Linked DNA regions of Homo sapiens: regions 2 and 3 are each linked to region 1. The links are chromatin loops, found by intact Hi-C in ENCODE. Cell type or tissue: psoas muscle. All regions are shown on one strand.

Region 1 (8,000 bases):
TTGGGAAGCTGAGGCAGGCGGATCACCTGAGGTTAGGCATTCAAGACCAGCCAGGCCAACAATGCGAAACCCTGTCTCTACCAAAAATACAAAAAAAAATTAGCCAGGTGTGGTGGCGTGCACATGTAATCCCAGCTACTTGGGAGGCTGAGGCAGAAGAATCACTTGAACCCAGGAGGCAGAGGTTGCAGTGAGCCGAGATGGCACCACTGCACTCTAGCTTGTCAGAGTGAGACTCTGTCTCAAAAAAACAAAACAAAATTGGCTTTGCAGACAGGACACTGGGCCCCAGAGTCCACCCATCCTCCAAGGCCCAGACCAAACTCCCCCATCTCCATGACACATTTTCCAAGTCCTCGGGGCCTGTAACCCATAGTTAGCAATCAGATGCCTCCTGTCACGCATTGTCTAATAACTGCTTTGAACATTTCCAACTTGGAAATCAAGTCCCTGGAGGAAGAGCCCCAGGTCACGGTGCTGAATGCACCCTACAGCGGGTCCTCCAGGATTCTGGCTGGCAAGCCCCAGCCCTTTCCCTCCTCCCTCCCATCCTCAATCCCACACTGCTCCCTGCTTGCCTGTGTCCTGAAAGCCCAGGCCTCGATGTTTCCCATTTGTAGCCTCAGCATTCGCCACACCATCCTTCTGAGGACCAAGAAAGAAAACCTGAGCCTCTGGCCCCGGCTTCCCACCCCAACCCTGTCATCTGGTGGGGTCAACAGGACAAGTTTTCCTAACCCAGCAGGGGAGGGAATTTATGTCAGTCCCAGTGGTTCTACCATCCCTTGGCCAACCAGGCAAGAGTGACCCATGCCCCAGTAAGAAATCTGGATGCATCAGCGTGGGCTGACTTAGGAGCTCATGGAGTTGCCCCTCAAAGGAATCTCCTTTTCTCCTGCCTTTTTCATCTTTGGTAGGCGGCCCTGCTGCCTCCCAGCAGGTGACCACATGGCCAAGAGGCTGCTCCCCCTCTGAAGGTCTCACCTTACCCTTCTGGGACTCCAGGAACATCTAAAAGGGAACCCAAACTGCTGTAGTCATCAAGCCCCTGAGGACTGTCCCAACTGGGGTTCCCCCTAAGCTGGATCCTAACACTAGGGGGCTCAAAACTGCTTGCTGTCAGCCTCCAGCTCCCAAGAGGAGTCCCTGAGGGAAGACATGCCTTCCTGCGGCCAGTCTTGCGGGGTCGTGGCTTGCTCTTGGTGAAGCAGATGTTGTGCTTGGTGGACTTAAAGGACTCCAGCCGCCGCTTCATGTTCTGCTGGAAGACCTCCTTGTCCTGCCGCTCCTGCGCATCCTCTGAGATGAAGTGGCGACTGCAGCTGGCTTTGTACTGGCAATGACAGCCCCGCCTGGCTATGAGGATGGATGCCTTGGCCTCCCACAAGAACCCCAGGCCACAGCCCCAACATATTCACCACAGGACCTGCCAGCCCAGCTTTTCCAGAATTAACAATGGATTGAAAAACAAAACAAAAAATACAACAGGAACCCAGCCAGAGACCCTGTGTTCTCAGTTCCCTGGGAAAAGCTTCCCTTTATCCCAGAACTTATTCCCCCAAACCTGGCCTTCCCCAACCCTTGCCATCCTTTCCCGATTCTCTCTGGTTTGAAGGTGACCCTCTGTCTTGTTCTACTACTGTGACAACATGGGGGACATTTTCTTTGTACCTCCATTTATCTGAGCTTCGCCCACACACCCAGCCTACCTGCCCCCTTCTAGCTACACAGGATCCTTTCTCCAGCTGGAATCTCCTATCTAGCCATTTCTACAAGAACCACCATGATATCCTGGGCTGCACTTTGAACTTTCATAACTATCTCCCCTGACACCCTGGACCTTCTCAGTCCCAATAATTCAGGATCACCCCCATCATCTGCTTTTTTTTTTCTTTTTTTTGAGACGGAGTTTTGCTCTTGTCACCCAGGCTGGAGTGCAATGGCACGATCTCTGCTCACTGCAACCCCCGCCTCTGGGGTTCAAGCAATTCTCCTGCCTCAGCCTCCCGAGTAGCTGGGATTACAGGTGCCTGCCATCACACCCGGCCAATTTTTGTATTTTTAGTAGAGACAGGGTTTCACCATGTTGCCAGGCTAGTCTCGAACTCCTGACCTCAAGTGATCTGCCTGCCTTGGCCTCCCAAAGTCCTGGGATTACAGGCATGAGCCACTGCGCCTGGCCATGCTCTTTTTAACTCTTATCAACACCAAGCCCGCTACACACTCACCTAGACTGCCTCTGCCTCTACCCTCCTTGCTTAGCACCTTTTCATCATCTAGTGGTAATCCCCTGAAATGCTTCCCAGTGCCTGCCAAATCATCTTATCTTGCCTCAAATCCCAAGTCTGGTCCCTTTATCTCATATTTTCTGCTTCCCTGAACCAGTTCTAAGAGCCCCCTTCAAGTCTTCCATCTGCCCTCCTCATCTACCTATGCACCAGGAGGTACCCTCTCTCCTGGGGAGAAGGGGTCCATCTCCTTCACAAGGCTCATTGCTGCCCAGCCCCGGCCTCCACATTGCTCAGTTCCCTCCTTCCTGCCTCCAGCAGTTCCTGCTGCCTCCTATTCCTCCACTCTCCTGTATCTTCACTCCTTACCTCACCACTTGGCTCCCTCCCCTCTGTTTTCAAGCTCCTGCCCTTGCCTCCTTAAAGAAAGTCTTCCCTTGAACACCATTGTCTCCCTTTTGCTGCTACACTTTTATAATTTGATTCTGACACTTTCTCTCCTACCCACTATTTCCTTAAAAACCAGAAATGCAACTCCAGGGTCCACAACTCCACAGTGCTGCCTTCTTGCTGGTCACCAGTGCTGTGGGCTCTGCCTAGGTGCTGGCCAGGCCTCTGCGCAGCATCCAGCCCTCTTTCTGCCCCAGGCCTGAGGCACCACCTGCCACTGCTTCTCCAAGGGTTCCTTGTCTTTGGCTCTCTTTCCTTTTCTCCCATGCGCACTCCTCAGTGTTATCCTTAGCCCTCCTCCCGCCCCATGAAACACTCTCCTCAGAGAACTTATCCATTCTCTCTGCCCCAGCTATCCCAGTGATACAGATCTGTGGTCCCCCAACATCAGTCATCAGACCAGCTGCATTTGAATCACCTGGGGAACTTAGTAAGAACACAGATTCTTAGTCCCACTCCAGACTACAGAATCAGAATCTCCAGGTGAAGCCAGGAAGTTCCCCAGGGGATTCTGTGGTAGCCAGGTGACAAAACCTGATACAGATTGCTTCCAAATTTCTCTCCAGCCCTTATCTCTCTATTAAACTATAATCTTATCTTTCTAACTGAAAACTAGATATCTCTGTCTCTCTCTAATGATATTTCGATGAAGAACATGAGAAATTGTGGATTGTGTTATCATACTAAGTGGATTCAGAACTGGTTGAGTTACCATACCCCAAAAATGCTTGATCCATGTCAGTCTGGAGGAAAGTCTTTAGTAGCATGCCACAGGGCTCTGTCCTCAGCTCTATCCTGTTCAACATGTTTATGTGGATTTGGATGAATACAAAGTTAACAGGCTTAACAAATTTTCAGATGATATGAATCTAAGAAGGAGACATTTGGTGGCAGACATGGGAACCAAACAATGGGATGATGGGCTAAAGCAAATAAGATGACATTTAACAGGATACACACAAACTTATTCCAGATTTTTAAAAAACAGACTACACATGAACCGATTGGACTGAACCCATTGACCAATCTTATACATAAACACCACATACACACACACACACACACACACACACACACACCTCACCAAATCATTATGTACTTCCTGATGTGACACCACAGAAAATATATAGCATACCTATTGAATGTCCCTGAATTTGATCAGGCCTCTAGATTTAACAACCAGGAAATATAGGGAACGGAGGAACATGTTAAACAACACCACTGGAATACAGTCAGCAAAATCTAGAAAATGTGCAATTCTCCAAGAGAAAGTATCCAGCTTCTTCAATAAATAAATAGCAAGGGAGATAGAGAGGGGAAAAAGAACTATTATAGATTTTTTTAAATGAAGAGACATATTTCCCAAATGCTAAGTGTGGACTTATTTAGACCCTGATTTGAACATCCAGCGGGGAAAAGATATTTATTGAATACTGACTGGATGTAAGAGTTCTTGCCACCTAGAGAGACATACTGAAATATTTTGAGATGATGTGATACGATGTCTGGAGTTTGTTTTAAGATAAAGTGTGGGAGGGATGTGGTAGGGCTGCAGAATGTAATAGAATTGATCATGCACTGATTTTTCAGTGCTGGTTGATAGATAAATATGAGTTATTTTATTCGTTCTACTGGAATTTTGAATAAGAAAGGTTTTTTAAAAACCCCATAGGATGCAGTGAGACAGGGTCTGCCAGCCATTAACTGAGGAAGACCTGGGAGTTTAGCAGATTCTAAGGACAATGTGGGGCCCCAGGGTGGTGAGCCAAGGCTGGAGGGATCTTGGGCTGTGGGAAGAGAAATAGCAAGTTCTAGAACTAGAATGGTGTCAGAGCTTCTAGGCCCTTCCCTGGCCAGCCACAGCTAGAGTAGCAACTTCCATTCTGGGCGCTGTTTTTTTAAGTCCAGAGAAGACATACCAGGAGGTAAGAGATTCTGGCCTGAGGGCAAGAGAGCCTGTGTGAAAGGGAACTGTCTTGAAATTTTGGAAGATGTATTCTGCAGAGCTGCGAAGAGTCAAATCAGGACCAGTGGGTGCAAGTTAAAGGAGGCCAATTCTGTTTCAACAGTAGAAAGAGCTTTGACTGTTGAAACTGCCAGAACTGGTGACAGCTGGCTTCCCATTTTAGAAAGGTGCAAGGTAATGGCTTGCTGCCCTCTTGTGGGGTTGCAACAGACTCTCTCCTGGATGAGCTGGGCCTTTCCAGACGCAAAGCTTCATGATCTGCATTGGACTAACTTCCATTATTTAAAACAGATGCCCACCTTCCACAGGCTAAGCTGGTCTAGGAGGCTTCCTCAGTGCTCTTGCTTCTGTCTGTGACTCCATCATTCTCCAGTGACCCTCAAGGCCCCCAGTACTCTGTCTCCTCCTCCTCTCACCATCAGAGCCAATCACCTAGGCCTACGTGCCCCTCTTCTTTCCCACCGCTCAGCCCTAATCCACAATATTTCACTCCATCTTCCCAACTGGCTGTCCCAGCTTCTCAACTCACCCCCTCCAATTTGATCTGCACTCTGCTACCAGAGAAGGTATCCTTAAACAGTGCTTGTATTAGGTCAACCCTTTCTCCAAAAAATAAAAACAAAGCAGAGGTTTCTTATTACTGATGAGATAAAACCCACACTCTTTTTTTTTTTTTTTTTTTTTTTGAGATGGAGTCTTGCTCTGTTACCCAGGCTGGAGTGCAGTGGTGAGACCTCAGCTCATTGCAACCTCTGCCTCCCGGGTTCAAGCGATTTTCCTGCTTCAGCCTCCCGAGTAGCTGGGATTACAGGCATGTGCCACCGCACCCAGCTAATTTTTGTATTTTTAGTAGAGATGGGGTTTCATTTTTACCATGTTGGCCAGGCTGGTCTCAAACTCCTGACCTCAAGTGATCCGCCTGTCTTGGCCTCCCAAAGTGCTGAGATTACAGGCATGAGCCATCGCACCCGGCTGAAACCCACACTCTTTAGCTGGGCATCTGCAGCTCTCCAACAAGCTGGCGCCAACTGCCTCTTAAGCTCTCCTCAGACCACCTCCACCCCCTCAAAATCCTGATGCCTGCCTGCTCTCACCCTACGGCGCGGCTTGTAGAGGCCTCCGCAGAGCAGATGATGCATCACAGCATCCTCACGATCCCGGCCGCTGCGTACTGTGTCAATCACCTGCAGATCCAGACACGCTCCACTGCCACTCTCCCTCCTGCAGGAGGCAGGGGACACATGTGCTGGAGAGGGGGCAGGAGGCAGTCCAGGAGAAGGGCAGATGAAAAGGTGCTGACAAATCTCCCCCAGAAGGGACTCAGAGAGAGGGCACAATGGAGAGGAGTATGAGGAAGGGGAAGGGGCTCAAGGACTCACAGCAGGTTGGTGACAGAAGTTTCTGCCACAGAATTGCGGCTGGGCATAGAAGGCAGAGTGAGACCTGTGGAAGACAAGACGTGGCCTCCCTGCAGGTGTCAAGACCAAGGTCAGCCAGCAATCAGATGGAGGGTTGCCCAGGAGTCAGGGGTAATAAAGAAAATAATAATAACGAACACTTAGTTTACTCTTTTGACATGCCAGGTACTCTGCTAGGCACTTTACATATCGAATTCACAAAATCTATAACATAGGTACTTGTATGCCTGCTTTCTATTTTTTTTTTTTTTTTTTTTTTTTGAGACAGAGTCACTCTATCACCCAAGCTGGAGTGCAGTGACACGATCTCGGCTCATTGCAACCTCTGGTTCCCGGATTTTTTTTTTTTTTTTTTTGAGACACAGTCTTGCTCTGTCACATAGGCTGGAGTGCAATGGTACAATCTCAGCTCACTGCAACCTCACTGCAAACTCCACCAGGGTTCAAGCGATTCTCCTGCCGCAGCCTCCCAAGTAGCTGGGTCTACAGGTGCCCACCACCACGCCTGGCTAGTTTTTGTATTTTTAGTAGAGACGGGGTTTCACTATGTTGGCCAGGCCGGTTTCGAACTCCTGACCTCATGATCCACCCGCCTTGGCCCCCCAAAGTGCTGGGATTACAGGTGTGAGCCACCGTGCCCAGCCCGCTTCCCAGATTTTAGCGATTCTCCTGCCTCAGCCTCCAGAGTAGTTGGGATTACAGGCATGCACCACCATGCCTGGCTAGTTTTTGTATTTTTAGTAGAGACAGGGTTTCACCATGTTGGCCAGGCTGGTCTCAAACTCCTCACCTCAAGTGATCTACCCACCTCAGGCTCCCACAGTGCTGGGATTACAGGCGTGAGCCACCGTGCCCAGCCTCTTATGCCTGCTTTCTTACAGCTAAGGAAACAGGCTCAGAGAGTGTGCTTACCCAAGGTCACAAGCTTGGAAGTGATAATGGTTGAGCTGACCCCAGAGTCCAGCTGTTTCCCACCTCTCTGGACTGCCTGCCAGACTCTGAATGTCAGCACCAGACCCAGCTGCTTCCTGCCGCTGCCACTTCACCAGACCATGGAGCCAGCTAGGAATTCCCAACTCCCTGCTCAGGGCCAGCCTGCTTGCCACCCCTTTCTGTCCTGCTCTGCTGACCATCTGCCCACCCACCACTGGCCCACCTGGAAGCTGCTGGCCCACCTGGTCCACAAAGCTGATGGCATCCCGGATGTTAAGCCTGTAGTACACATCCCAGATCTGGTCCCGGATGCGGTAGGCTGATCGTCGCATCAGCAGCTGACTCAGGTATTTCTTGTCAAACTGCTCCCACCTACAGAGGATGCCAGGCCCGGCCCTGAGTCCCATTCCCAAGGCCTGGCCAGGTGGCCCTTCCTCAGACGGGGCAAGGACACCGTCAGCACTGGCCTGGCTTTTTAGATATGGGCCTCAGCCAGAGAGAATCTCAAGGCTAGTCCCTGCCCTCATGGAATTTACAATGTCATGGGAAAGGCTGACAGTAACTGAAATTATTACAAATCACTGTAAAATTGCAACCATGACAAGAACTACAAAGGATAATTAGAGAATATGACACAGATACGTCCTAGCCAGGGAGGCCAGGGAAGTCCTCCCTAAGGAATTGAAGCCTATGGTGAGTTGTGAAGGATGAATCGAAGCTGAGTAAGTGAGAGGGAGGTGAAGGAGTGTTCTAGTACAGAGAAGGTCCCAGTGGCCAGGCTGGGGGAGCATGGTGGGTCCTGAGGATCTAAGACAGGGTCCATGGAATTAGCAGGCAGACAGTCAAAGACAGAGCAGAGCATGATGAGGCTGGAGTCTGGCAGTTGCCAAACCATGCAGGGCCAAGCAGGCCACACTGGGGAGCCTTGTCTTAACCTGAGAGCACTGGGATGCCACTGAAGGGCTTCAGGCAGAGGTCACCCAGCCTGAACCTGGCTCTGTCCCT
Region 2 (8,000 bases), 390 kb before region 1:
ACCCTGCACGTCCCTCTGTGCTCGGGTCCAAGCTGTCAGGTGAGTGCCTGGGTCTGCCCCAACTCTTGGTCACTAGTCCCAGGCTCCATTGACCTGCAGCGGTGGTTTCTTTCCAGGCTTCCTCCCCAGCTCATGGCCTGGGCCTTGCACTTTCTGATGGATGCACAGCCAGGGTCTGAGCCAACTCCGATGTGAGACGTCACGCAGGACAGATACCGCTCCACACTCTGCTTCCTTTGAGTTTTTTAATAAAATAATCTCATGCGGCAGGAGAGGAGAGGATCAGGGATTGGGGCCGCCGCCTCTTTGGTCTGTGGCTGGGGAGGGTGGGCTCCGCTCAGGGCTGGAGGGCTCTGTGGGCTGTGGGGGCAGAGGCTCGGTTCCAAGGCCAGATCCTGTGAGGGGAGGGAGGGAGAGAGAGGAAGGGTCAGGGCTGGGCTAAGCAGTCCTGCCACCCTCCCAGCTGGCCTGGACCCCCTCTTACCTAGGCTTGGGGATGGAGGTGCCTCGAGTTTTGGCCTGCGTTTGAGGACGGGGGAGCGCTGCAGCCTCAGGGGCCGTTCTAAGGGACACAGAAAGGCTTGGGGTGGGTTGCTAAGGCTTGGGGTCTGTCCATCCCCTGCCCCTCTCTTCCACCTCCAGTGCACATAAGCATGCACTCACACACACTGCTGCCTTCAGAGCATCCCCCGTCCCTGCGTCCTCACCCCTGGCAGAGGCTGCTCTTCGGGAAGTGGAGCCAGTGCTAGTTGGAAGGGCTTGCTGTCAAACCCTTGCACCTGGTCTTCTGGCTCCCTGATTTCTTGAGACCTCACACACTGGTGGCTCCCTCCAAGGACCAAAGCTATGAAGGGAGCCCCAGAAGCCCACCCTCCCACATCTCCTGCATTCAAGCACACGTGGAGGTGTCTCCCCTCACCAGCAGGGGCCTGGAGCTGGTCCTCATGCACAGACACTGCTCGCCGCCCTGCCGAGAGAGGCCTCGGCCTCAGCTGGCCATCTGAGGGAGGCCAGGGAATCAGGGGTATTCCAACAGCTGCCCCCACTCCAGCCCTTGCCTCCCACCCTCAGGGTCCTTAGAGGAGCTGAGTTCCCAGCAGGAACTCCTCCAGCCCCGAGGCCAGGATTGGGGTGGGGAATCAGGTGCCTGCCTACCTTCATTTCTGGGGCCCAAGCAAGGGTCCTCTGGGAGGCCCAGGCTGTCTGGGGAGGGGCTGGTTCTGCAGGGACTTGGGCTTTGACCAGGGGAGGGAGGGCCTGGACCATCCTGTTGGCCCCAACCACGGCTCCTGAGCTCCGCATTCAACTGCTGCCCCAGTGTCTTCCAGGTGGCAGACTCAGGCCCCTGGCTCCCTGGGCCAGGTCTGCAGGAAGGGTCTGTAGGGAGAAAGGTGTCAGCCAAGACCTGGTCAGGCATTGGCGATAGGTCTGAACAACAGTCTGACCCAACTCCTGCCTGTCCCTGCTCCCACTACCAACACACACAGTGGCCCTCACTCACCAGCAGACACAGAGTGGGTGCGGGACTTGATCGAGATGGGAGGGGCCTCCGTGGAACTGTCCATAATGTCACCTGCAAGGCGGAGCTGGGGACTCAGGTACCAGACCTTGGAGGTGAGGGGAAGAAAAACCTGGCCTCTCCCCTTCCTCCCCAAGGAGAGCAAGTGCCTTGGGGGCTGTCTATAAGGACACCTCCTGGCAAATGTACTGCCACACCCCAGGGTCCCACTTACCATCTGAGCCAGCTTTCTTGATCTCGCCATCTTTGCTCTGCAGGAAACAGGGCAATCAGATTCCAGCCCTGCCCGCTCCCCACACCCTAGCCTTTTGTTCGTTCTTGTTCTTATAATCCTGCCACTGAATGCCCACCATGGGCTGGACAAGAACATGGCAAACCCAGTACAGCCCTCTTAGAACTCTTTGCACACTTGAATATTTCTAAATTCAGGCCGACTTCATGTTTTTTGTTTGTTTTTGTTTTTTGTTTTTTAAGATATTGAATGGATGGTATGGAGGGCTGGGGTTCTTTGGGACTCTAATGAGAGAGACATTAGCAGGGTGGCCCACAGAGGAGAGTCAGGGAAGAACCATGGGCACTGCAGGGATGGCTGAGGAGGGACCTGGCGTAACCCACAATTAGAGACTGGAAGCGAGGCAGGGAGGACATCCAGACCACCCAGGGACGTGTGTGGAGGCTCTGATTTGCACCAGGGGAGGAAAGCAGTGAGGTTTTAAGGTGGCCAGGGCCAAGACCCCACAGGGCTCTGAAGCAGGTTGTGGAGTCTGAACAGTGTCTTGAGAGGAAGCCCCTGGAGGACTTGCTATTTCAAGCACAAGTGACAAGGTCAGATTTTTTTCTTTTTCTTTTTTTGAGATGAGTCTCACTCTTGTTGTCCAGGCTAGTGTGTAGTGGCACGATCTAGGCTCACTGCAACCTGTCTCCCAGGTTCAAGCAATTCTCGTGCCTCACCCTCCCAAGTAGCTGGGACTACAAGTGCCCACCGCCACACCCGGCTAATTTTTGTATTTTTAGTAGAGACAGGGTTTCACCATGTTGGCCAGGTTGGTCTCTTAACTCCTGACCTCAGGTAATCCACCTGCCTCAGCCTCCCAAAGTGTCGGGATTACAGGCGTGAGCCATGGCGCCTGGCCCAGGCCTCAGATTTCTATTAGACCTGCAGAGAAAAGACTTTCTCAGGTCCAAAGAGGAGATGCTGGTGGCCTGTGCCTGGGTCAAAGCCAAGAGGGAAGAAAGGTCGAATCTGTAACCATTTCGAGGAGAATGGAGTAGAACTGACAATTAGACCTATCTGTCATGAGTCTCCTCCATCTTGGTCACTTATGTCACCCACAGCATGCCATCTGCCCTCTCACTTCATGCTCAGGTCCCCTCAACTCACTTGCTTCCTCTTGCCTTCGGCACCCCCGCTGCCTCGGCTGACGCCTATCCTCTGCAGCATTACTTGTACCCGCTGTTCAAAGGATGGAGCCAGTTCTGTTTCTCCCCGCTCCAGGGGCCGCCGCTAGGGACAGAGATGCTCGAGTTGGAGACAGTCCGCGCCCTGGGTCCCAGAAGCGCCTTCACCACCCCCCATCAGCAAGCCTCACCTTGTCGGGTCTGGCACCCAGCGTTGCCTCCTCCTCGGCAGGCAGCAGTATCATCGAGTAGGCCTTGCTATCTCTTGTGTAGCGAGGTCGGCTCCTGCCGGCAGGGTCAGGGCTGCTGGTGTCCCCCTCAGCCCCACCAAGCTCCTCACCACGGCTGGGACGGGTTGGCGGCCGCAGTAGGTCGCCAAATGTAGTTTTTCGGGTTCGGGGAGCTGCCCCAGGGCTGGTCTCTAGATCAGTCCGTGGACCCCGCGTTGAACGAGGCTTCTTGAAGGCAAAGAGGGTGCCCAGCTTCTTTCGCAGTGTACGGGGGACAGGAGTGGCGCCCCCCTCAGTGGCCGGGTCCTCCTCGGGGGCCCAGCTGTGGGGACACCCAGCAGTGAGCGAGAAAGCCCATCAGGCATCCCACCCTCTCCCACCCCCAGCAGATGCCCCTCACTCACAGGCGATCCTGCTGGATCAGCCTTTTGGAGAAGAATTCCTCCACGCCCTCGTCCACGCGGGCACTGAGCCCATTCCCTTCCTGCGGCAAGGCTGGGGGTACCTGGGGGGCATCATGGGGTCAGGGGTCAGGGTTGAGTGCAACTCTGGCTTCTACCCCCCCCCCCCCCCGGCCGGCAGCCTGGACTGAATAACTCCAGGATTCCAGACTGGGGTGACCCTAGGGGCTGCTGATACCAGCCTCCTACTGTCCTGCTGCTGGACAGAGACTCCAGATTTCACGCACTCCTCACTCGCTGCTGGCTCCCGCACACCCAGTCCACACCCGTCCTTGTCCCACAGAGTATCCTACACGCCCGAGCCACCCGGTCACCAGCAAACCTAGCCCTCACGTGCCCCCGGGGTCACCCGTTCCCACTTGCCACCAGCTCTGCTCCGAACAGTTCCCTGCAGTGTCCCCCACCCCACCCCCACTCCACCCGGCCTGCTGCCGGCTCAGTGGCGCCGGCTGCTGCGTCAGACCCTCTGGGGGGCCTCAAGCCGGCTCCTCCCCGCCCTCCGCCAGTGCCCGCTGCCCCCGCGGGCTTGCAGCCCACACACGCATCTCCCCACACGCGCCGCCGCCGGACGCGCAGCAGACGCAGGCTTGGCCCCGCGGCTCGGCTACCCGGCTGCCCGGCATCTCTCAGCAGCCCCGGGGGAGGGAGGGAGGACGGACACCCTCTCTCGCGCAGCCACGGAGGCCGCGGGCCGCCCCGAGACGGAGTCCCACACCCAGGCACACCCCGAACGGAACCCGCACACCCATGGTCCCGCACAGGCATGGCCTGGGGTGGGGGGTGGTCAGGAAGAAGCCAGGATGTGACCGCGGCCGCACGACCAGGTGGCCTTGGGCCCCCACCACCCCCTCTCCTTGACCGCTACCACCCATGAGGAGCGGCCGGGCCACCCGTGATCCCCAATTCCACGCGCTCCGGAGTGGGGGAAGGGTGCTCACCTGGGGGCCCCCCGGCGGCGGGCGGTGGTGGTGCTGGCGGCGCGGCCGCGGCCGGGCCCGGGTCGGATGGCGCAGGGGCTGCCCCGCCAGTGGCAGGTCCATGCGGGGCAGCGGGCCGGCCGGGGGCCCAGGGGCGGCAGGGCTCGGAGAGCCGCGCGCGGACGGCCCCGCCTGCGGCTCTGCATCTTCTCCCGGAGCCGCCAGCTCGGGCTCCGGCTCCGCTTCCTCAGCAGCACCTGAGGGGACAGCACCAGAAGAGCACCGAGCGCCGAGCCCGGGGAGGTGGCGGCGGAGGCGCTAGGGCGGCGGGGGACCCGCCCAGGGCGCGGGGAGGGGCCCGGCTACGCCGCCCGTCCCCCCGCCCCTCTGCCCCTCCGCCCCTCCCCCGCCGCCGCCGCTGTCCGTGGTGCTGAGCGCGGCCCCGAGCGCGCGCGGCTCCGCGCCGCCGCCCAGCATGCGCGTCCCTGGGGTAGGGAAAGGGGCGCGGGGAGGCGAGCTGAGCCGGTGTCCTGTCCCAGATCCGCCCAGGTCCCGCCCCGGGCTGACCACAGCAGACCCCAGCTTTGCAGGTTGCACAAGGGGCCCGACCTGGCCCAGTCAAGGGCTGGTGGGTACCCAGACAAGGCTGAATGAGTTCATCCAGGTCCCCGGGTCCCCAAGTCTAATGGAGCTTCAGCCCACCCACGTAAACTCCCTCCCCCAAGGCCCTGACTTACTGTGAATGAAGGGGACCAGGTGAAGACCGTGGCTGAGCTCAGGCCATTTCTGTGGAGGACTGTCATCCTGGTGGGGAGGGCACAAACTCAGCCTGGGGTAGGAGAGCACCAACCCAAAAGAGCTGCCTTTCACCTTCCACACTCCACAGCAAGATGGGAAGACTGGGAGTGCCATGCCCCGTGTTCTAAAACCACTTACCTTCTCCTTCTCCTCTTCCTTCTCCTCGGGGAAGAAAAGACCTTCCAATTCCCCAGGCTCAAGGAGGCTGGGCTCACCTCCATCCGGTGCTGGTAGGGCAGGGGGCATTGTCACTGTTGCCTGCTGAGCCAGACTCTCCACCTGCAATACCAAGCAGCCAAAGATGGCAGGTAGGGCCTCAGCCATGATCCCATTGATGCTAACTAAGGGGACCCTGAAATAGCCCTGGGCTACATGACCCCAGAAGACATTACAGAGCCCCTGCAAGGGAGATGGCCAAGTCACTGCATGTGTGTGTTTGCACGAAAGTGTGTGCACATCTCCCCCTCACCAGCTGATCCCGGGCTGCACTCAGGCCTGCCAAAGCCTGAGCCACAATGCTCTCTGCCAAGGTCCCCGTGATTGATAGCCGCATGTCCCTAAGGGCAGGAGAGGACAGGGGTTAATGGGCTGGCTTTGCTCAGCCTTGCCCAGCCCAGCCCCATCCAGCCTACCTGAGCCTAGTGAAGGCATCTTGCAGCAGCTGCTCTGGGAGCAGCTCCGGGAGGCCCCTCGAGCCTGCCAGGACCCCCTCTAGCTGCTCCCTCCAGCTGGATCCCTGCAGCATCTGTGGGCAGAGGCTCCTTGCTGTGTCCAGTGTGGCCTGAGTGAAGTCCTAGACAAAGGTCAGTCAGAGCATGGTGAGGATGTGGCCAGACACCAGGCTGCTGGCTTGAGGCTCCAACTCCAACAGAATATTGAGTCAGGGGATATCACAGTTAAAACTAAAGGATGGGAGTCAAACCTGCAAACGGAGGTGGGGTTGGGGCAGGAGTACCCTCTCACCTGGATGTCCTGGCGGCAGACCTCGCCCACCTGTCTCAGAAGGCCCTCCAGCTTCTGCCCAAGCTGCCAGTGATGGCTTGGGGAGCTTCCAGCTTCATATAGAATGGGGAGAATCTGAGGGCCAAAGAGGAAAAGCAGTTGCGAGCTGACACCTGACTAAGAGGGGAAGGGTCCTTGTAGCAGGAGGGGGAGTGCTCACGCTGAGAGAGAAGTTGGCATTTTGGATGGCATCCTCGGCCTGGCGCACAGCGGCTTCACCCTGGGGCCCAGCCCCACAGCCCAGCAGCTCCACATGCTCCTGCACCGACTGACACAATTCATTCACTTCCTGGGGCGAAATGGGGATCAGTCTCAGCCTAGCCCCCTCCCAGTCTCCCAGATCCTGCCTGCCTTCCTCCCAGGCTCTTTAACAGAGGGAGGTCCTGAAGCTGACACCCTTAGACCAGCCACTTTGGAACCCTATCTGTTCAAGGAGGGAAGGAACTATCTGTTGCTTTGGTTCATTTTAAGGACTTTATATACACTTCCTAAGTGCCCAGAATAGGAAGGAAAGGAGTTGTAAATCATGTCTGTGTTTTAGAAGCTCAGTCTGTCCACACAGAGGATAGACTGAGAGAGGGGTAGAAAAGGGAGTGAGTAGCCCTGGAGGAGGGACCAGGAGGAGCAAGGGATAATTGGTGTGGGGGTAAGGAGTGGCATGTATGAAGGTTGGTCTAGAGGCAGGACGAAGGAGGCCTATGAGGGCTCCAGTGTGACCAGGAGAGACCTGGAAGGGTGCCCCAACCTCTGTCCACAGCACTGGGTGGCTGTGGGCACCAGTGGGATTGGGCTCCAGGGTAGACAACAGGGTTTGTGAGCGACGATGACATCACTTGGAGAAGTGCAGAGCATGAAGCCCAGCAGGATGTCTGGATTAAGACCTTTGGGCTCTGAAGCTTAGGAAAGAAGAGGTATTTGGGAATGGAGAGGTAGAAACATCTCCAACAGATAAGGTAGTGGAGGGAGATGAAGACAGTGAAGGAGCAGCTGGGTTTGGGCACACAATGGAGAGGGGAGGGGAGTCACGTATATGTGAGGACAGAGATGGGGCTACAATTGGGGGAAAATTGAGGAAGGACATAAAAATTCCTCTCTAACAGGACAGCCTGTTTACAGGCTTAACGTTAGGCAGCCAAGGGTGTTATTTGGAGAGCTATTTAAGGGGTGTTTAGCCGCCTCCAGATCAAGGAGAGGGACTTTGTGTGGGACAGCAGGGCTCAGGCACCCTGGCCCCAGGAAAGTCAGACCCTCTGACTCATGGAGGCTCCCGGATGCCACAGGTCTCCTCATGCCCTACCTCTCGTGGTTGGGGAGGGGACATTGACCTGCTCTGAGGGGTCTGAGACCAGACCAAGTGGCTGAAGGCGGGTCGTGTGGTCAGAAGAGGCAGGGTCTGCGCGGTTGTTCCTCAAGAGACAGGCTTGGATCTAGGGGCAAGGGGTATTGAGAAATGCCGAGGGACGGAGTTACCGTGCAGAGAAGGGCAAGGGAAGAGGGGGACGCCCACCTGATGGACTGCACGTGCTGTCAGTTCCGGGCGGCTGCGCTGCGCCTGGGCCACGTCGTTCAGTGGCAGAGGCATGGCCTTCAGGCTGTGGTTCTGCTCCAGCGCCTGCGCCACGTCCAGCAGACCCAAAGCAGATGTGTGGTTCCGGTCCCAGACCACAGACCTGGG
Region 3 (8,000 bases), 150 kb before region 1:
TGGAGTCATGCAAAAAGATGTCAAGGGAGGCCAGGCGCCATGGCTCATGCCTGTAATCCCAGCATTTTGGGAGGCTGAGGTGGGTGGATGGCTTGAGCTCAGGAGTTTGAGATCAGCCTGGGCAACATAGCAAGACCCTGTCTGTATCAAAAGTACAAAAAAAAAAAAAAAACAAAAAAAACCCCGAGCAAGGTGTGATGGTGTATGCCTGTAGTCCGAGCTACTCAGGAGGCTGAGGTGGGAGGATCGTTTGAGCCCAGGAGACGGAGGCTGCAGTGAGCCAAGATCACGGCACTCTGCTCTAGGCTGTGTGACAGAGAGAGAACTCATCCCCTGCCCCCCCAACCACCCCCCTCCCGCCCGCTTAAAAAATAAAAGATGTCAAAGGAATCTGAGCTGTCTCTTGGATTTTTGTTTCAATTGAAAACAGCTTTCACTGGGCATATATATGTGCACTTAACCCTGTTTGCAAACCACTGTATCCATTTCCTATTGCTGCTGAAACAAATCACTGCCAATTGTGTCATCTTGACAGTTCTTGAGGTCAGAAGTTGGAAATGGGTCCCCCTGGGCTAGAGTCGAGGTAACAGCAGGCTGATTCCTTCTGGAGCCTCTAGAGGAGGGTCTGCCCCCTAGCCTTTTCCAGCATCTAGAGGCTGCCTGCATTCCTTGGCTCAGGCCCCTTCCTCCATCTTCAAAGCCCACAGTGTAGCACCTTCAAATCTCTCTGACCTCTGTCGTTACGTGGTCCTTCTCCCATGTGACCCTCCTGCCTCCCTCTTATAAGGACCTTTGTGACTACATTGAGCTCACTCAGATAACCTGGGATAATCTCTTCCATCTTGAGATCTTAACTTCATCTCATCTGCAAAATCCCCTTTGATGTATCACATAACACATTCAAAGATTCCAGGGATTAGGGCGATGACATCATTGTGGCGCTATCATTCAGACTACTACCTCCTCTAACAAAGAGAAGGAAGGATAGTCTGGCAACTGAGAGGAGGATGGGCCGGAAGTGGGCAGGCTGATGTTAGGGAGAACTGGAGGCTGCTGCAGGCTCAGCAAGGAAGATGCTGGTGGTCTGGGCTGGGGTGGAGCAGGAAGAATGGACACAGAATGTGTTTCAGAGTGAGGGCAGCCTGGTCACAGGCACTATCTGGTTTAGGTGGGCAAGGACTAGCAGGAGAGACATGGGAAGATGCCTAAGTGTACAGATGGGCTTACTGGGTAGATGGTGGTGCCCTTCAGAGGGCCCAAGGGGAGGAGCAGATTTGTGGCAAGGACAAAGAGGACATGTGGGGATGTGTTACATCCCAGACACCAATGGGACATCCAGGAGAGAAGCCCCTGAGTCAAGTGGATCCAGGGTCTTTTGGGTCCCTCCCCTTATTATGGGAATATATGGATTCATCTTTCACTTTGTTTTTTAATTTTTATTTGTATTTGCATTTATTTATTTATTTAAAGACAGAGTCTTGTTCTGTCGCCTGTAAGGAGTGCAATGGCACAATCTCGGCTCACTGCAACCTCTGCCTCCTGGGTTCAAGCGATCCTCCCATCTCAGCCTCCCGAGTAGCTGGGATTACAGGCGCAGACCACCATGCCCGGCCAATTTTTGTATTTTTGGTAGAGACAGGGTTTCGTCATGTTGCCCAGGCTGGTCTCAAACTCCTGACCTCTAGTGATCTGCCTGCCTCGGCCTCCCAAAGTGCTCAGATTACAGGTGTGAGCCACCATGCCCAGTCCCACCTTGTTTTTTAAAATATTTATTTATTTATTATTATTTTTTAAAGAGATAAAATCTGACCGGGCACAGTGGCTCATGCCTGCAATCCCATGGTGGCAGGCAACTGTAATCCCAGCTACTCGGGAGGTTGAGGCAGGGGAATCGCCTGAACCCGGGAGGTGGAAGCTGCAGTCAACTGAGATCGCACCACTGCACTCCAGCCTGGGAGACAGAGCGAGACTCCGTCTCAAAAAAAAAAAAAAAAGAGAGAGAGAGAGAGATAAGATTTTTTTTGTGTGTGACAGAGTCTCACTCTGTCACTCAGGCTGGAGTAGAGTGGTGCGATCTCGGGTCACTGCAACCTCTGCCTCCTGGGTTCAAGCCATTCTCTTGCCTCAGCCTCCCGAGTAGCTGGGACTACAGGCACATGCCATCACGCCTGGCTTACTTTGTACTTTTAGTGGAGATGGGGTTTCACCGTGTTAGCCAGGATGGTCTCGATCTCCTGACCTCATGATCCACCTGCCTTGGCCTCCCAAAGTGTTGGGATTACAGGTGTGAGCCACTGAGACCAGCTGAGAGATAAGATCTTACTTTCACCCAGGCTGGAGTGCAGTGGCATGATCGTAATTCACTGCAATCTTGAACTCCCGAACTCAAGTGATTCTTTTCTCCTGCCCCAGCCTCGTGAGTAGCTGGGACTATAGGCACAGGCCACCAGGCCCAGCTATTTTTTTTCATCTTTTGTAGAGATGGGAGTCTCTCTATGTATCCCAGGCTGGTCTCAAACTCCTGGCTTCAAGTGATTTTCCTGCCTCAGCCTCCTTAAAGTGCTGGGATTACAGGTGTGAGCCACTGCATCCAGCCTCATCCTTCACCTTGATTTCTGGGTCATGATCTCTGTTTGACCCGAAGTTTTCCAATTCCAGATAAGAGTTAAGTAGTCAGCTTGTACTCTGAAGCCAGAATAGCATTGATATTTATCTCACATTGAGTTTGAGTTTATCAGTCTTGAAAACAAGAATTTAAGTAATAGGTTATGTCACTTGCACAAGGACCCACACACCTGTCATGTGACAGAGAAGGAGTAGTTATGTTGCCTAATAAAACATACAATAAGTATGCTTGTGACTTATACATTTTAGAGATAAGGATGTTTTCTTTCCCTATCTGTCATATCTGCCTTGGAGATGCGCACAGGACAGATAGCAGAAGACAAAGTGTCTTCCTGTCTTTTGAGAAAGCCTGAGCTCATAGAAGATTCCATTCTGAGTGTCCACAAGGAGAAGAGGAGAGGGGACTTTTAGGGAAACCAAGTTAGCAGGGAAGTCTCCCAGGTAGAGAAAGGGAAGGGAGGCTGCAGGCCATGGAGCAGAGGAAGCAGGTGTCTGTCCCTGGCAGCCCCAGGGAGAGGCAGGGGCCTCAGGCAGGGATGGCCTCATAGAGCCCAAACCTGAAAATCTTTGTGGACTGGAGCAATGGTTGTGGCCTCAGTACCAGACAAAACCCTGACCAGAGAGTTTTTTGCTTATTTGTTTTTGATTGTTGTTTTTTGCTATAGGAAAACATGAGTCCTTTGGAATTACCTAGCTAAAAGGAGTACAGTGGAGACTGAGACTGAATTTCCCGGCCGGGCAGGGGCTCACGCCTGTAATCCTAGCACTTTTGGAGGCTGAGGTGGGCGGGTCGCTTGAGTTCAGGAGTTCGAAACCAGCCTGGGCAACATGGCAAAACCACGCCTCTACAAAAAAATGCGAAAATTAGTCGGGCGTGGTGGTGTTCGCCTGTAGTCCTAGCTACTCTGGAGGCTGAGGCGGGAGGATCGCCTGAGCCCAGGAGTTCGAGGCTGCAGAGAGCCGTGATCGTGCCACTGCACTCCAGCCTGGGTAACAGAGACCAGTTTAAAAAATAGAAAAAGACTGAATTTCCCATCAGCCTGGAAGATTGGGGCTTGATTTTTGCTTGATTTAAAGGCAATAAATAAATGAGATATTTTGTGCTGCTTATTTTAAGCTCTTACGCTTCTCGCTTTATATTCTGGGGTACCTGCATTTTTAGTGGTGTAATTTATTTGTCTAGATCTGTTTGCCTCTTAACCTGTAAGCTCCCGGAAGGGTCGGGATATCATGGATGTTCCAGCACATACGCTCATTGAAGTGTGCAGGTTGACTGGGGTTGGGGGAGGTCTCTTCTTGAGAGCGGTGGTCTCAGGATAGAAACTGGAAGGGGGCGCTTTTGAGATGTTAGGATTTCGGGGAGACAAGCTGTGACTCGGGAGTAGGGAAAAGCGGATTTTCTAGACGAAAGGTTAGGAAGAATCTGGGAATGGGCCGACTGGGGCACCAAGAGGGTCCCTGGCAAGCCCCGCCCTGGCCGGGGGACCGGCGCGGAGTGACGCAGCGCGGTTTGGCCGCTGTGGGGCGCCGTAGCCCGCGCCGTTGTCAGGGGAACGGGCCCAGCGCCGGACGAGGCCCAGCCAGTCTGGGTCTGGCCTGGCCGCCCCTCCAGCCTGCTGGAGCCGGAGCCGGAGCCGGAGCCGGAGCCGGAGCCGGAGCCAGAGCCAGAGCTCGAGGACTCACCGGCCCAGTCTCCGTCCGGGATGGGGCCCCGCTCCCGGGCGCGTTGCCGCCCAGTCCCGGGGACCGTCCCTACCGCGAGGGTCTGAGGCGCGGCTGCCCCGGGGAGGGTGGAAGGCCAGGCGTGGGGCCCGAACCTCTGGCTGACTTTGGCAGGGCCCATCTGGCACGGCCTCCGCGGCGCGCAGGTGAGGAGTCCCCGCCCGGTTTCTCACCTCGGAGCCTGGCTTGAGCCACGGGGTAGCGGATGCTGCCGCCTGGCCGGCTTTGGGCTCGCTTCCGCCTGGAGCCGGTGGCCTGAGTTCCAGGGCCCCGGCAGAGCGCGGGGCTTCCTTTTAGCATGCATCAAGTTCACAGATCTTCCTTGAGCGCTTACTCTTTGCCAGGCTCTGTGCCAGGCGTGGGCACAGAGGACTCCCAACAGACGTGGTCTGTCTCCAGAACCCAGAGCATTAAGGAAGGGGGCTGGGAAGCGGATGTCATACATGACTAAAGTGATTTCAGGTCGGGTTAGGCTCTCTGGTATTGAAATGGAGGGGTTGGTCATGGAGGGTCTGTTTTAAAAGGAAACCATGGGAAGAGTTTTAGTTTTTTCTTTGAGACGGAGTTTCGCTCTTGTCACCCAGGCTGGATGGAGCGCAGTGGCACGACTCGGGTCATTGCAACCTCCGCCTCCCGGGTTCAAGCCATTCTGCTGCCTCAGCCTCTGGAGTAGCTGGGATTACAGGCGCCCGCCGCCACGCCCGGCTAAGTTTTATATTTTTAGTAGGGACGGGGTTTCACCATGTTGGCCAGGCTGTTCTCGAACTCCTGACCTCAGGTGATCCACCCGCCTCGGCCTCCGAAAGCGTTGGGATTACAGGTGTGAGCCACCGTTCCCAGCCAATTTTTTATTTTTTTGAGACAAGGTCTCCCTTTGTCACCCAGGCTGGAGTGCTGTGGTGTGAACATGGGTCACCGCAGGCTCCGGCTCCCGGGCTCAAGCGATCCTCCCGCCTCAGCCTCCCAAGTAGCTGAGACTACAGATACCCGCCACCACGCTCAGCTAATTTTTTAAGGTTTTGGTAGAGATGAGGTCTTACTATTTTGCCCAGGCTGGTCTCGAGCTCCTGGTCTCAAGGGATCCTCTTGCCTCAGCCTCCCAAAGTGCTGGGATTACAGGTGTGAGCCACTGCAAGCGGCAGAAGAGTTTTTTATTTTTTGTTTATTTTTATTTTTATTTTCCAGATGGAGTCTCGCTCTGTCACCCAGGCTGGACTGCAATGGCACAATCTCGGCTCACTGCAACCTCCACCTCCCGGGTTCAAGCGATTCTCCTGCCTCAGCCCCCCAAGTCTGGGATTACAGGCGCCTGCCACCACACCCAGCTAATTTTTGTATTTTTAGTAGAAACGGGGTTTCAACATGTTGGCCAGGCTGGTCTTGAACTCCTGACCTCAGGTGATCCAGCCACCTTGGCCTCCCAAAGAAGAGTTTGGATGAGTTTCACGTTTGAAAAGCTCACTTCACTCTGGCTGCTGAGCAGCATGGTTGTGACAGACATACCGGGAAGTCAGTTGAGGGCCATCCTAGTTCTGCCAATCTAGCTGTGCCTCCTAAAATAACTCATTTAGTGTCTCTGAGCCTCAGTGTCCTCATGATGGGAGTGGGTGTTCTGTATGTTTTTTATGAGGAAGTGAGAGGCCAGTCACATCTGAAATCAGTGACTACAGGGATCTACAAGAACAGTTGGAAATGATAGGACCTTCCTTAGAGCTCTATGAGGATTGAATGAGTGAATTCCACTGAAACAGTGCCTGGCACAGAATAAGTGCATTCTAAATGCTGGTGTTGGTTATTATCATGCAAACACTGTAGGAGAGCGATGCTGGAGGTTTGGATTGGGGTAATGACAGCAGAGATGGTAAAAAAGTGGCTTGACTTCCTTTACTGAAAGAGAGCTGGGTTCAGACACGGGTGAGGGGTGGTCTCTGCTTTTGTGGAACTGGTGGTTCACTGTGGGAGACGGGTTTGTAAACAGATAATCACCATGAGATGCAGTAAAAGCAACAGTGGTGCTTAATTAGCCAGATTGTTTTGTTTTGTTTTTGTTTTTCTTTCTTTGTTCTGTCACAACGTTGTTTTTAATGACTCTTGTGTGGTGGGTGTTCCCCAAGGCTGGCTCCTGCAGTCATGAGTTGATTTCCTGGTTAAAGTCAATAACCTTGGCCTCTCTTCACTGGCCTTGTTTCTATTCTGTGTTACTCCCTCCTACTTGTCCCCTTTCCTTGGCTTCATTTGTATCCCAAACAATTTGCAGTGGTTGCTTCAGGAGGAGAATGGCACAGAAAATGTTTGCAAACCATGTCAACTCAGGAATAATTGGAGTTTCAAGCTTTTCTTGCCATAGCATCAGACTTTTTTTTTTTTTTTTTTTTTTTGAGACGGAGTCTCGCTCTGTTGCCCAGTCTGGAGTGCAATGGCATGATCCCGGCTCACTGCAAACTCCACCTCCTGGGTTCAAGAGATTCTTCTGCCTCAGCCTCCAGAGTAGCTGGGATTACAGGCACCCACGTCCATGCCTGGCTAATTTTTGTATTTTTAGTAGAGACGGGTTTCACCATGTTGGCCAGGCTGGTCTCGAATTCCTGACCTCAGGTGATCTGCCCGCCTCGGCTTCCCAAAGTTCTGGGATTACAGGCATGAGCCACTGGGTCCAACCAGCATCAGACTTCCACCTGTTGTTTATGAGAGAGAAAGCAAGGGCCCAGCCACATCTGAGATCAGTGACTTGAGAGGTCTTTGGGAACAGCTTGAAGTTCCAGTTTAATTTTTGGTAGTTGTGTGATGCGCATCCGTTAGTTGAGCTAGAGCTGCTTCTCAGAATTTTAAGGCCAGAGACTTCTCTGGCACCTGTGGGGAATTTTAATAAACAAAGTACTTGTCCCTAAAGAATCTTTTGTAAATGACTTTTTGCAGTGTAAAAATCTGTGTACCGTGAAGTGTTTTCTTTCTAGCTTCCCTTTAGGTAGTTCAACTGGGCATCTGTTAAATCTCAGTGAAAATTATTTCAAAAGCAGATCCTGGGGGAAACGGAAAGTTCATTTAGGAATACTCATAGATAGAAAATCTCCCGACTGGGCACGGTTGTTTACACCTGTAATCCCAGCGCTTTGGGAGGCCAAGGTGGGAGGCTTGCATAAACCCATGAGTTTGAGGTTACAGTGAACGATGATTGCACCACTGCACTCCAGCTTAGGCAACAAAGCAGGATCCTGTCTCTTAAAAAAAAAAAAAATAGGCTGGGTGCAGTGGCTAGGAGGCCGAGGCGGGTGGATCACCTGAGGTCAGGAGTTCGAGACCAGCCTGGCCAACATGGTGAAACCCCGTCTCTATTAAAAAAATTCAAAAAGTAGCCGGGCGTGGCGGCGGGCACCTGTAATCCCAGCTACTCGGGAGGCTGAGGCAGGAGAATCACTTGAACCCAGGAGGCAGAGGCTGCAGTGAGCCAAGATCGCACCACTGCACTCCAGCCTGAGCAACAAGAGTGAAACTCCGTCTTAAAAAAAAAAAAGTGAAAGAAAAGAGAAGAAAATCTCTCACATGGAAACCACAAGTCCTCTAGCAAAAGGACAAGATGCATGGGAACAAAAGTTTCCTGTGGAGTGCACTTTCCCTTCGGGTTCTGGGAGTCTCAGGTAGCTGAGTTGGCTGTG

Evidence for each region. A loop is a pair of places that touch in the nucleus more often than their neighbours do. Peaks named below come from ENCODE experiments on the same cell type or tissue, not always from the same donor. Only the 100,000 strongest peaks of a DNase experiment are listed, where the experiment ranks them.
Region 2: a loop joins it to region 1, with 5 times the contacts of the local background. A loop is called at or near these places in 7 of 110 quality-filtered maps.
Region 3: it touches region 1 in a loop (2.4-fold over the local background); 19 of 110 quality-filtered maps call a loop at or near these places.

Annotation. Positions count from the first base shown.
Region 1 is chr16:67,257,685-67,265,684 of GRCh38, reverse strand. It overlaps SLC9A5 (solute carrier family 9 member A5), which reads right to left. Exons shown (of 16, transcript NM_004594.3): 10 at 7,238-7,367; 11 at 6,024-6,112; 12 at 5,739-5,865; 13 at 1,163-1,333; 14 at 579-645. LOC124903701 (a long non-coding RNA gene) reads left to right here. Exons shown (of 3, transcript XR_007065092.1): 3 at 1-3,290. Among named protein-coding and RNA genes, the nearest start is that of SLC9A5, 13 kb to the right of the region's middle. In psoas muscle, a CTCF peak has its summit at 4,848 (motif pointing left); a DNase peak (open chromatin) is centred at 4,834; H3K27ac peaks cover 1,374 bases.
Region 2 is chr16:67,649,801-67,657,800 of GRCh38, reverse strand. CARMIL2 (capping protein regulator and myosin 1 linker 2) reads right to left here. Exons shown (of 38, transcript NM_001013838.3): 21 at 7,833-7,995; 22 at 7,651-7,752; 23 at 6,486-6,614; 24 at 6,287-6,400; 25 at 5,956-6,116; 26 at 5,793-5,880; 27 at 5,462-5,602; 28 at 5,263-5,329; 29 at 4,547-4,782; 30 at 3,552-3,652; 31 at 3,109-3,469; 32 at 2,901-3,023; 33 at 1,734-1,770; 34 at 1,502-1,573; 4 more. The coding sequence ends at 283. ACD (ACD shelterin complex subunit and telomerase recruitment factor) reads left to right here. Exons shown (of 12, transcript NM_001082486.2): 11 at 1-39; 12 at 117-289. The coding sequence ends at 195. Among named protein-coding and RNA genes, the nearest start is that of ACD, 6.5 kb to the left of the region's middle. RefSeq lists an enhancer at 3,811-4,343. In psoas muscle, a CTCF peak has its summit at 4,530 (motif pointing left); no DNase peak of the experiment used is centred here; H3K4me3 peaks cover 1,124 bases; H3K27me3 peaks cover 4,643 bases.
Region 3 is chr16:67,412,664-67,420,663 of GRCh38, reverse strand. It overlaps ZDHHC1 (zDHHC palmitoyltransferase 1), which reads left to right and starts at 4,187. Exons shown (of 12, transcript NM_001323627.2): 1 at 4,187-4,493. It overlaps LOC124903702 (a long non-coding RNA gene), which reads right to left and starts at 4,761. Exons shown (of 2, transcript XR_007065093.1): 1 at 4,521-4,761. RefSeq lists an enhancer at 3,641-4,298 and a silencer at 4,131-4,520. In psoas muscle, a CTCF peak has its summit at 4,130; a DNase peak (open chromatin) is centred at 4,183; H3K4me3 peaks cover 1,804 bases; H3K27ac peaks cover 2,701 bases.